Linked DNA regions of Homo sapiens: region 2 is linked to region 1. Evidence: chromatin contacts called from ENCODE Hi-C data. All regions are on one chromosome and are shown on one strand. Each heading gives the region's core, a stretch centred on a gene start or an enhancer-like site at or near the end of the contact. The rest is flanking DNA. Distances are from core to core; before and after follow the strand shown.

Evidence for each region. A loop is a pair of places that touch in the nucleus more often than their neighbours do. Pooled maps may share reads with other maps.
Region 2: a map of head of caudate nucleus shows a loop between it and region 1 (2.5-fold over the local background). The contact joins the promoter of CAMTA1-AS2 here to the enhancer-like site in region 1. A Hi-C loop is called at or near these places in 6 of 168 maps with a recorded cell type or tissue (astrocyte of the cerebellum, dorsolateral prefrontal cortex, endothelial cell of umbilical vein and 3 more) and 5 of 50 pooled maps.

What each region holds. Positions count from the first base shown.
Region 1 is chr1:7,296,567-7,301,887 of GRCh38, forward strand. The region is part of intron 5 of CAMTA1 (calmodulin binding transcription activator 1); the gene reads left to right. Among named protein-coding and RNA genes, the nearest start is that of CAMTA1-IT1, 65 kb to the right of the region's middle. Within about 2 kb of position 2,590, at least 14 of the 41 ENCODE cell types and tissues checked have a DNase peak (open chromatin) inside an H3K27ac peak, as active enhancers do; they include endothelial cell of umbilical vein and sigmoid colon, where a contact is called at or near this core.
Region 2 is chr1:7,387,665-7,393,457 of GRCh38, forward strand. CAMTA1-AS2 (CAMTA1 antisense RNA 2) reads right to left here and starts at 2,090. Exons shown (of 3, transcript NR_146199.1): 1 at 1,995-2,090; 2 at 1,676-1,775. All of the region lies in intron 5 of CAMTA1 (calmodulin binding transcription activator 1), which reads left to right. RefSeq lists an enhancer at 465-1,002.

The sequences.
Region 1 (5,321 bases), core at 1,340-3,839:
GATGTTAACAATGATCCCAAAGTTGGGTGCCTAAGAAACTGAGTGAATGACGGTGCTATTCCTCAAGATAGAAGATGATGGTAGTGGAGCAGGTCTAGGGGGAGAATAAAGAGTTCTGTTTTGGCCACGTCAAGGGTGATGTTCAGATGTAGATGTCAAGTGGCCCATTGAATACATATGTCTGGAGCTCAGGGGAGCAGTCAGACCAGAGATACAGACTTTTGTAGTCATTAATCACGGATGACCACCGAGAGAAAGAGTATAAAGGAGAGAAAATGACTAAAGACTTAGACCCCTGACACCTAAAACATTTAGCTGCCTGGACAAAAAGGGAGAGCCAGCAAAGGAAATGGAGACACAGGGGGCAAGAAAACCAGGAAAGCATGGTGACCTGGAAGCCAGGTGAAGAGGGGCTTCCAAGAAGGAGGAAATGGTTAGCTGTGCCAAATGCTTGGTGAGAGGGGATGGAGGACCAAATGGAAAAAGAAAGCTACAAAACTGTATTTTCAGAAATGTCCTAATTTTGCAAAAATAATTTCTCCCTGCCCAAAAAGAGTAAAAAGCTCTTTGAGTTTGTTAAATCTGTAGTCCAATTTTAATCCATGAACATGGTATATCTCTATTCTAGATATTTTAGAAGATATGTGGTAGGGGAGTGTGGGTTATGTTGTTTTCTATAAAAGGTGTTGAATTTTGTTCTGGCAGGTCAGTTAATTACTGGCAGATCCTCTTGGTCTGGTCAGGCTTGGTTTGAATCTTTATTAGAGTTGGTCCATTTTTATTTTGCCCTTATTCCTAGGCTTTGGCCTTTCCTGTAGGGTATAGTCCTTGTTCCTAAGGCCTGGCCTTTTGGGGAACAAATGCCCAAGGTACTCAGCAAGGGTTCTCTCGTCTGGCTTGGCCAGAATTCAAAGCTCTGCCAGCTCTGCATGACTTCTAGTATCTCTGCTTAGCTTTCAGTCTTATAACAGCTATGGAGTTTTGCCCTGCATGTGGGCAGTTCTGCCCTCAACCAAGTACTCACAGGGTACCTCCAGGCAGACTTCTAGGGCCTACTTTCTGCACAAGATTCTTCTCTCCAGAGCCCAGACCTGTAAGTTCTAGCTGCTTTAGCAGCCCCAAACTCTTGATTTTTGCCTTCTCCTATAATCTAGGCTGCTGTGCCCCATCGTCCTGCATAATGGGCCAAAAGGCTGGGCAAACATGGGGCTTATCTTGTGTGTTTTTTTTCTGGCAGAACCACAGTCCTGAACTGCCTGTTGTACAATCCCTACAAAGAGTAGCCTCAGATATTTTTGTCTAGTTTCATGATTGTTTACAGCAGGAGGGCAAATCCAATCCTAGTCACTTCATTGTGGCAGGAATCAATATCTATTTGGTTTAATGTTTACCATTCCTTCCCATTCCCTATACCAGCTCATCACCCTTGTCAGCGGCAGTTCTATATATGTTTGTAGTCCTTTCAGTTGAAATAAAATTGAGTCAAACAATTTATAATCTGAAATGAACAAAGACCATGTAAATTCTTTTCAGTTGCCTTTTTAGGCTGGTATCTGTCTGTAGAGGACTCCCAGGGAAGGATTCTCAAGGAAGACTCAATGGGAAGCCTTTGGATGGCAAGCTACAGGGCTGAGTACGAGGGTGGCCTTCCTGTGCGGGGTGTAGGATTAGCATCAGAGAAACAAATCAGGAATCCCTGGGTATAACAGTAGGGGCTGCATTGTCATTTTAGCCTTCTCCAGAGATGCATGATCCACCCCCCACCCCGCAGGTCTTTTCCTCTCTATGAAAGTCACTGACAAGTTCCTGTGGATCCCCTGGGGTCCCCAGGAATGTATTTCTACTCTGAGGGCCAGTGAGTATCTTTTTCTTGGCCATGAGCCATGAATAGAAACGGGACCCTTAATACTGCCTGACCTGCCACATGCAGCCCTCTCTTCTGGGACTGTCTACACAAGTACATTTCCACCATCTACAGGGGCGGAATTCCGGTCATTTGCTACAGGGGAAATTCTAGATTTTTGTTTCTAAAGGGCCCCAGGTTACCAAGGTCTCTTGTATATTAGAATTTTACCACTTCTCTCTGGGGGAATTAGGTATTTATCAATACATTTTGTAATATATATTTACCAAATTGTTTATCCAGCAAACTTTTATTAAGCAAATGCCAGGCATTGTGTTAGGTTCTGAAGCTCTCCCAGTTCCTTATCCAGGGCCCCAGGAACGCACTCAGGGACCATTTCAGACACGTGGGTGAGTCAGTCCCTAATGGGCTCAGAAGAGAATCACCAAAATGTTTAAGACAGAACAGTCCCGAGCAGCCAACATTTCACCCTTCCTTCCTCTCTCTTCCCTTGCCGACCAGACCCAAGGGTTTTGGACTCAACTGTTTCCTTTTGTAGCAATGAGCTAAGGAGGCTATTTGCTTTGACTAAGGGGCCAAGATGATGAAGTCAGATGTCCTGAGTTTGCATCTTGCCTCTCCACTGACTTGCTGTGTGACCTTAAGCAAGTACCTTCCCCTCTCTAGGTCTGCTTCCTGAAAATTCAAAGTCTCTGAAAATTCTGTTTTAAAATATGTGCTGGAGGTGGGGAGACCTGATTCCCTGCCTAGTGCTTCCTTCGTTTTCATGGATTCTTTATTAAGCAGATATTACTTCTTCATAATAAAATCGTATATGAAACAATGACTTGATTTCTTTATATGAAACATACTTTGTACATCTAAAAATGTTGTTGAAATCATCTGAGCCTCTGAGCAAGAGCTTCGCCTTTGACTCTGAAGCCAGTGCTGTCAGCAGTTTCTCCCCCTTAATGTAATGCTGTATGTGACTCAATATGAACTAAGCAGGGGGTGGGAGGTACAGACCACCCCAGTAATCCAGGCTTTCTCTGGAATTCTCCCACTTGTTTATAGTCTGGGCAATTTGCCTCCTGCTGCTGCATGACTCAGACTCGGAGAGCTTCCAACCTCGCAATGAGCCAGCGGCTCCCCGGAGTCAGACGCTGGCCCTTGTGTCTCAGGCTCCTGGAACCTTCCGATTAAGCCTCCACTTCCATCTCCTCCCTGGCCACATTCAGGCAGCAATGCCCCAACCCCACACAGAGACACACGCCCAATCAGTGCCCTGTACAAGCAGGGACTGTGGGTGAGAGGGTACAAGGAGGTGTTCCAACCCCTCACTGAGACAGGATTTCTAGCCCCTCTCTTTGGTTTGTGTCATTTTGCTTTGAAATGTAAGTTGACTTCTGATCAGGGCAGATCTCAGTTTTATAGGACCTTGTGTAAGAATAAGCAATACAAAATAAGGAACACAAAATGAGACCTAGAGTCTTAGAAGGGGCCCGTGCAACCAGAGGTGCCCCGAAAGCTTAAGTGTCATTGACTTCCTAGCAACCCTGACTGTGGTCTGATTCCTTTAAGATCCAGAACAACTGCTCCCTGTACCTTAAGTAATTATCATTTAGAATAAAGTCAGAAAATTGCTTGCTGTCTGTTTATTTTAGAATCAAGCAGCTTCTGTATAATTTGAATTTGAGATAGCATTCTTAAAAAAAAATTCCCTTCGCAATAAAGCACCAGATTGAATGTCCGATGAGTCACAAATGCCCTTCTGAAAACAGCTGCATTAGAGGGACTCACTCAGAAAACATGATTTTCCTTCCTCCAAGGGTCTCCCCTAGACCCTGGCACAGAATCACCCTGGTCCCCACTCTGGTCCTCCCTTCCAGGCTCATTCCTGGTGCAGCAGATCACTTCCACATTTACTGCATCACATCCAGCATCAATGTTTTTAACTCCATGAATTGTTTAGAAAATTGTATAGAGGCCAGGCGCAGTGGCTCACGCCTGTAATCCCCATACTTTGGGAGGCCAAGGCAGGCGGATCACCTGAGGTCAGGAGTTCGAGACCAGCCTGGCCAACATGGTGAAACCCCGTCTCTACTAAAAATACAAAAATTAGTCAGGCCTGGTGGTAGGCATCTGTAACCCCAGCTATTCGGGAGGCTGAGGTAGGAGAATCACTTGAACCCGGGAGGCAGAGGTTGCAGTGAGCCAAGATGGTGCCACTGCACTCCAGCCTGGACAACAAAGAGCAAAACTCTGTCTCAAAAAAAAAAAAATTGTATAGATATTGATTAAAGCAGAACCCTGAAAGATGGTGAATGATTGGCAGGCAATGAGAGGAAGTGTCGTGTTGTCCGTTGGTGACATTTGCAAACTCTCCTGGTTTAAAGTGATTCCAGAGCAACTTTATTTCCATAGTCTGTGTTGCACTCAAAGTAAATATTAATTCCATTATGCCATAAACTTTTATTTATCATGACAGCAAGTCATAAAGTTCTCTTACTAGAATATAGCTTCTAAATTGCATATCATAGATGAGATACAACACACACATTGGATTCTAGCAGCAATTACCCACCATCCTTTATGCAAGTCGGTATTAAATGCACTTTCTAAATATGAGTCACAGTCTGAGCTTATGCAGAAAATCTTCCATGGCTATTACCCAGGAGCCCAGAAATATGACGTGAGGGTGACAGAGGAGCCACAGCCAGCAGGGGCCAGACACAAGGATCAAAGTGCACCTAGTCACCCGGCAGTAATTCATCTGAAGCATTCTTTGCATATTATGGGTCTGACTTTTTAAATTACGTAAATTGCTCATTAGAAGTGCCTTGTAATTGCCTTCACCTGCGGTATTGCGAGAGGTGTAGATTTTAATTATTCTTTTTTGATTTGTAATGTGGTTTGACTTTTTCAGGGTGATAGTTTGGAAAAATACAGATCTGCTCTAATTGTTGTACCAAGTGAAAATAGATGGCTCTGTTGATCAACTTCCTTGACTTTGTGGTGGAGCGTACAAAGGAGTCTTATAGTTTCCCAGCCCTTGTTGATGACTGAGGGGCTTTGCCCGTGGGGCCCGGGGAGGATCCCTGTGAGCCTGTAGTGCTGGTGCCTTGGGCTCAGCCAGCCCCTCAGATGACTTGTGTGGAGCCAGGCAGTGTGTTCATGTTGGATGTAACCAGATCTCGGGGGAGTCTGCTCACCTCTTCCCCACAGCATGGATAGGACAGAAAAAGCCAAGGCCCATTCATCATCTTTGAAGACTGGGACAGACATGATGAGTGCTGGGGGCGCCCAGGTCCGGGGTGCTCCTGGGATGCCTGCTGCAGAGATGCTTTTCTCTCTAGCCCACTTCTCGAGGGCAGCCTGGCCTCCTGCTACCCAGCAAGTGCTCTCACTTCCTGCAGCACAGAGGCCTCCACCTGTCCAGCCCACCCTGAGCCAAGCTGCTCTGGGCTCTGGAACGGGC
Region 2 (5,793 bases), core at 840-3,339, 91 kb after region 1:
AACAGGTTTTAAAATGTGCACGGTGTAAAAATGATAGTGGGAGTTTGGACACAGATGGGTAGGAGGTTATGACAGGGAAAGAATTTTGCTTAATCTTGGAATGAAAAATACTCTGATCCTGGCAGAGTCCAGTCAGAAGGAATTTCCAGCAAGATCTGTCTTCTTGCCACATTGTCTGCAACACAATTGATCTTTGCTTTGATTGCTTTCCCCTCCCTCCCCCTCACTTGGCTTTTCGCAGATAATGTACAGAAAGCCCCTTTTTGTTGTTGGAGCGGTTTACTGGGGGAGGCCTTCAGAATCAACATCCAGCTCTCCCAGTGTGACCTCCCCCTTCCCCTGCCAAGTCAGAGATGGGCTTTCTTTGTCTGTGACTTGAGATCTTGGAGGGCCTTGGGTTCCAATCTGAGCCCTGTCACTAGCCTTGGGTGGATGATCACTCTAAGGACCAATTTCCTTTTTCATCTGGAAAATGGGGATAGTAGTCCCTTTCTCCGGGGGTCGTTGTGAGAATTAAGTGAAATGACACAGGGCTTTAATGGATGGTGCTGCACCTGTTGTCATGGCCACTGTGGATGTGAGCGGCAGAGCTGCAAACACGCCTTGCTCCTCTGAGGTCAGCCCATGCCGGCTGCCCTTTGGGTGCCAGCCAGGCCGTTGTGCTGCAGGGAAGGGAGGAGAGGAGCCTCTCTTCTGGGTGAGCCAGACAAAAAGGAACCTCTCGTGGCGTTTGTCCCAGCATCCTCTGACCGTGAGCCTTCCGATGTGCCTGCCTGGTATGAACAGAAACGTGGATCCAACCCACACTCCTTCCTGATTTCAAACGTCCCTGTGAATCGGATGGGACGTAGTTAATAGCCCCTGTCTTCCTGGAAGGAAATGTTCAGGGAGGACTGGTGTTGGGAAGCTAGAGGGGAGGCGGCCCGGCCTTGGAGCCCAGCCCTGTTGGTGTTGCTCTCTTTGGCCCTGGTGAACGTCCTGGCCTTGGTCTCCTGAGTCCAGGGGGCCTGGCCAGCAGCCTGCCTTCCTGAGGCCCAAGCCCCTGGTTCTGACTGCTGATGCGCCTCCTGGGAGCGTTCCTGCCCATCTCCACTTGGAGTTACCAGGAACTGAGTTGTTGGTTCTGCTGGCAGCTCCCATCCTGTCCCATGGGGGGTTCAGACACGGAGACCAGTGCTGGAAGGCCCTGAGGCCTCTGAGCCCTCCAGCCAGAGCCAGGGTGTGCCCAGTGCATGCACTGCTGTGTCTGCCTGGGCTGGTCTCCCCACCAGACCGAGCTTCCTGCCGGACTGGGGCAGGGCCCTAACGCTCTGTTGTTACACTCTCCATCCCCGTGCCATTCAGAGCCTCCCAGCACTGAGTAGGCACTGCACGGCGAGAGGGAGGGGGAGGAGGAAGGGAGTCTGGCTCTGTGCCTGTCCCCGGCTGCCTGGCTCTGACTGTCAGAGTCACTCTGCAGCAGCACAGAGCGAGTCCGCTGGGTGCTGTGAGACGACCCTGGAGAGATCCTCCCACCCCCAGCTGTCTCTTCTCTAGCCTGTTGCCCCCAGCTCCATCCCTCCTAACCCTACCCCTTGGCCAGCTCTCTGGGCTCTGGGCTCGGCAGGAGCCTCTTTCCCCCATGGGCTCAGTCAGTGCTCCCCCTGCAGCCCTGCTGGGTCTCCCTGGAGCTCACCATCCGGACTCGGGCTGTGTGGGCACTGGAGTTCTTGATGTCACACACGTCAGCGTGTTCCCTTAGCACTGTGTGAACACGACCCTGTCCCCTGGCCGGCCTGGGAGATGGCAAAAAAGAATGGAGTGGCTCCCTGGCAGGAAGTGCAGGAAGGCAGGGGCACAGCCCCATTGCAGCACCCCTGCCAGCACAGGCCAGCTTCTCCACTGATTTGCCCTTGACTGTTCCCTTAGAAACAGACATGAGTGGCCACAGGCCGAACGAGGCTCCGTGGAGAGAAGTGGGGGCAGGTGGTGGGTGGGTAATTTATCTTACTTACTGTAGGGTGTGGGGGTAGAAAGCCAGGGCTGAAAATCTTGCTTCTCTAGGAGGTGACTAAAGGCCTTCACAGTGGTCTGGACAGGAAAGGGTGGAGTCCAAGCACAGGGTCCCCAGAGGAGTGTGGTGAGGCCGAGGGAGGAGGGACCCAGGCAAGGGAATCTTGGAGGAGAAGGCAGGACAGTTAGCCCAGACTAGGGTGGCCGGGGCAGGCTCTGTGAGGCTGCTGTTGGGGGTCCCGTGGCTGCAGAGAGGTTTGCTTTCCAAGTCAGGGCCACTAGTTTCCCTCGGATGCTATTTGTGTCCCCCGCCTTCCATTGTGATGCTGCACAATAACTTTTACAGCCTGGCCTGGTGCCTGGCCTGCAGCCCTGAATCACTGATTCATCTTTACCTGCCGCTTCCCTGCCGGACGGCTCTGGGTGCAGGAGCCAAGAGCCCGGGCGACGGCGCAGGGCTGGTTCCTTCCCACTTCTGCCCAGTCACTTCCCCACCCTCTGAGGACCCTGGAGAAATTCAGCCAGGGCCTGGGCCTCTAGGAGCTGCCAAGCCTCCCTCTCTTAAGCAAAGCGAGCTTAGGGTTCACAGGGCCAGAGCAAGAGGGTGACACAACCCGCCCAGGGTGCCTGCCTTCTCTAAGCATCTGACACAGCTCAGGGACCTGCTGTCCTCAGGCTCATTCCAGGTGGGTGCCTTGGCCCTGGGCCTCAGACCAGCCTCCCCTCAGAGCTCTATCTGGACCCTTGTGATGGATGCCATTACTTGTCTGACATGTCCCCAAAGGAGCCCGCAGATCCCACTGCCAACGCCAGTACCAGTGCACGGCCCAGGATTGGCCCTGCTGCTTACTACTCCTGAGCCCCTGCAAGTGAGTTCTGCTCTCTGGGCCTCAGTTTCCTCCTGTCTACAACAGGGTCGCTAGTAGTGCCTGTGGCAGTAGGGTTGCTGTTCAGACACCCAGGCTGTGAAAAGTTCCTGGAAGGGACCCCACCCTACAGAAAGCACTCAGTACCAAAGAAAGCCTCATGGGTGTAAATGAATCTGCTCCACTCTGCAAAGAAAAAGAGCACCTCTCCCCCACATGCATTCCTACGGGGCTTGCAGCCCTGGTGCCCTCACTGGCTGCCATTGAGAGCCTGTGCTCTGCACCGCCCGCCAGGTGTGCCAGGGTGACGTGACTCCACACCAAGCACTGGGGGCTGGACTTGTTTAGCCATTTCTCTCAAGATGGCCATTTCTACACTTTCATGAGAAGGAGGCCTCGCCTCCGTTGGAGTGGCTGAGTGGTGCATCCAGCTGGTTCCTGGGACTGGGGACAGGTTTTAGTGCTCCGAGAATCTGGGTTGTTGTTTTTTTTTTTATGGAGTTTTGCTCTTGTTGCCCGGGCTGGAGTGCAGTGACGCGATCTCGGCTCACCGCAACCCCCACCTCCCAGGTTCAAGTGATTCTCCTGCCTCAGCCTCCCGAGTAGCCGGGATTACAGGCATGTGCCACCATGCTGGGCTAATTTTGTATTTTTAGTAGAGATGGGGTTTCTCCATGTTGGTCAGGCTGGTCTCCAACTCCTGACCTCAGGTGATCTGCCCACCTCGGCCTCCCAAAGTGCTGGGATTACAGGCATGAGCTACCACACCCGGCTGTATCTGGATGTTTTATGCATCCCTTTACACAGTGTGTGTGTGTGTGTGTGTGTGTGTGTGTACATCTTCAGCTGATCCTTCAAAGTCTGTGGGTTTTATTGTCATCCCCTTTTTATAGATTAGGAAGCTGCTGCTCAGACGGATTAAATCATTTGGCCCAGGTCATATGGCTAAGGGGCGCTTGGTGTCCCGCACTTCTGGAGATACAATTAACATATGGTAAAAATTCCGACTTTCTGTGGCCATTCTGAGAGCTTTGGCAAATGTATGTGGTTTCCATCAGCTTGGTCCAGTGATCACCACCACAATCAATATGGAGATGGTTTCTATCAGCTCAAAAACTCACTGCACCTCTTTGTCAGATAAGCTGCTCGGCGTACTCCAGCCTCTGGGAATGAATGGCCTGTTTTCAGTCCCTATAGCATTGCCTTTTCCAGAATGTCATATAAATGAAATCATACAGGATGTGGCCTTTTGAGTCTGGCTTCTTTCGCCAGACATAATGATCCTGAGATTTATCCATGTAGTTGCATGTATCAGTACTTCCTTCCTTTTTATGGGTGAGTGGTGTTCCATGGTGTGGATATACAGCAATTTGTTTAACCATTCACCTATTGAAGGATGTCTGGGCTGTTTCCAGTTGACATTACATGCCAAGGACTCTACACATTTGCATACAGGTTTTGGTGTCATCATACATTTTTATTTCTCTTGGGAAAATATATAGAGGTAAGATTGCCAGGTCGTATAGTAAATCTGTTTAACTTAATGAGAAACTACCCAACTGTGTTCCAAAGAGACTACTACTTTGCATTCCCATCAGGAATATATAAGAGTTTTAGTTGGCTGGGCACTGTGGCTCATGCCTGTAATTCCAACACTTTGGGAGGCCAAGGTGAGAGGATTGCTTGAGGCCAGGAGTTTGAGACCCTCCAAACCTCAACATGGTGAGACCCCCATCTTTTTTTTTTTTTTTTGAGTCAGTTTTGCTCTTGTTACCCAGGCTGGAACGCAATGGTGCAATCTCAGCTCACCGCAACCTCCACCTCCCAGGTTCAAGTGATTCTCCTGCCTCAGCCTCAGGAGTAGCTGGGATTACAGGCATGTGCCACCACACCCAGCTGATTTTGTATTTTTAGTAGAGTCCGGGTTTCTCCATGTTGGTCAGGCTGGTCCCGAACTCCCAACCTCAGGTGATCCACCTGCCTTGGCCTCCCAAAGTGCTGGGATTACAGGCATGAGCCACGGCACCCGGCCAAGACCCCCATCTTTACAATTTTTTTTTAATTAGCTGGAGGTGGGCGCAATAGCTCATGCTGTAATCCTAGCATTTTGGGAGGCCAAGGTGGGTGGATTGCCTGAGCTCAGGAGTTCGAGACCAGCCTGGGCAACATGGCAAAACCCGTCTCTACTAAAAATATAAAAAATTAGCCGGGTGTGGTGGCAGGCACCTGTAGTCCCAGCTACTTGGGAGGCTGAGGCATGAGAATTGCTTGAACCCGGAAGGCAGAGATTGCAGTGAGCCGAGATCACGCCACTGAGCTCCAGCCTGGACGACAGAGACTCTGTCTCGATCAATCAATCAATCAATCAATCAATCTATAAGCTGAGTGTGGTGGTTAGTGCACACCTGTAGTCCCAGCTACTTGGGAAGCTGAGGCGAGAGGATCATTTGAGGTCAGGAGTTCGAGGCTGCAGTGAGCTATGATCGCGCCACTGCGTTCCAGCCTGGATGACAGAGTGATACTATATCTCTTAAAAAAAAAAAAAAAGTTTTAGTTGCTCCACATCCTTGCCAGCATTTAGTATTGTTGTTTTTAAAGCTATTCTAATAGGTACATAGTATTTCATCAAGATTTTGGTTTCCATTTCCCTAATGACTGATGTTTTTTCATGTACTTGCTTATATGCCATCTGTATGTTTACTTTAGTGGGGTGTCCAAATTTCTGTGGTCTGTTTTTCATTTTTGTTTTGTTTTGTTTTTGAGGCAGGGTCCTACTCTGTTACCCAGGCTGGAGTGCAGTGGTGTGACCACCAGCTCACTGCAGCCTTGACCTCCTGGGCTCAAGCAATCCTCTAGTCTCAGCCTTTCGAGTAGCTGAGACCACAGGCATGCACCACCACACCCAGCTAATTTTTTATTTATTTTTTCTTTTTTT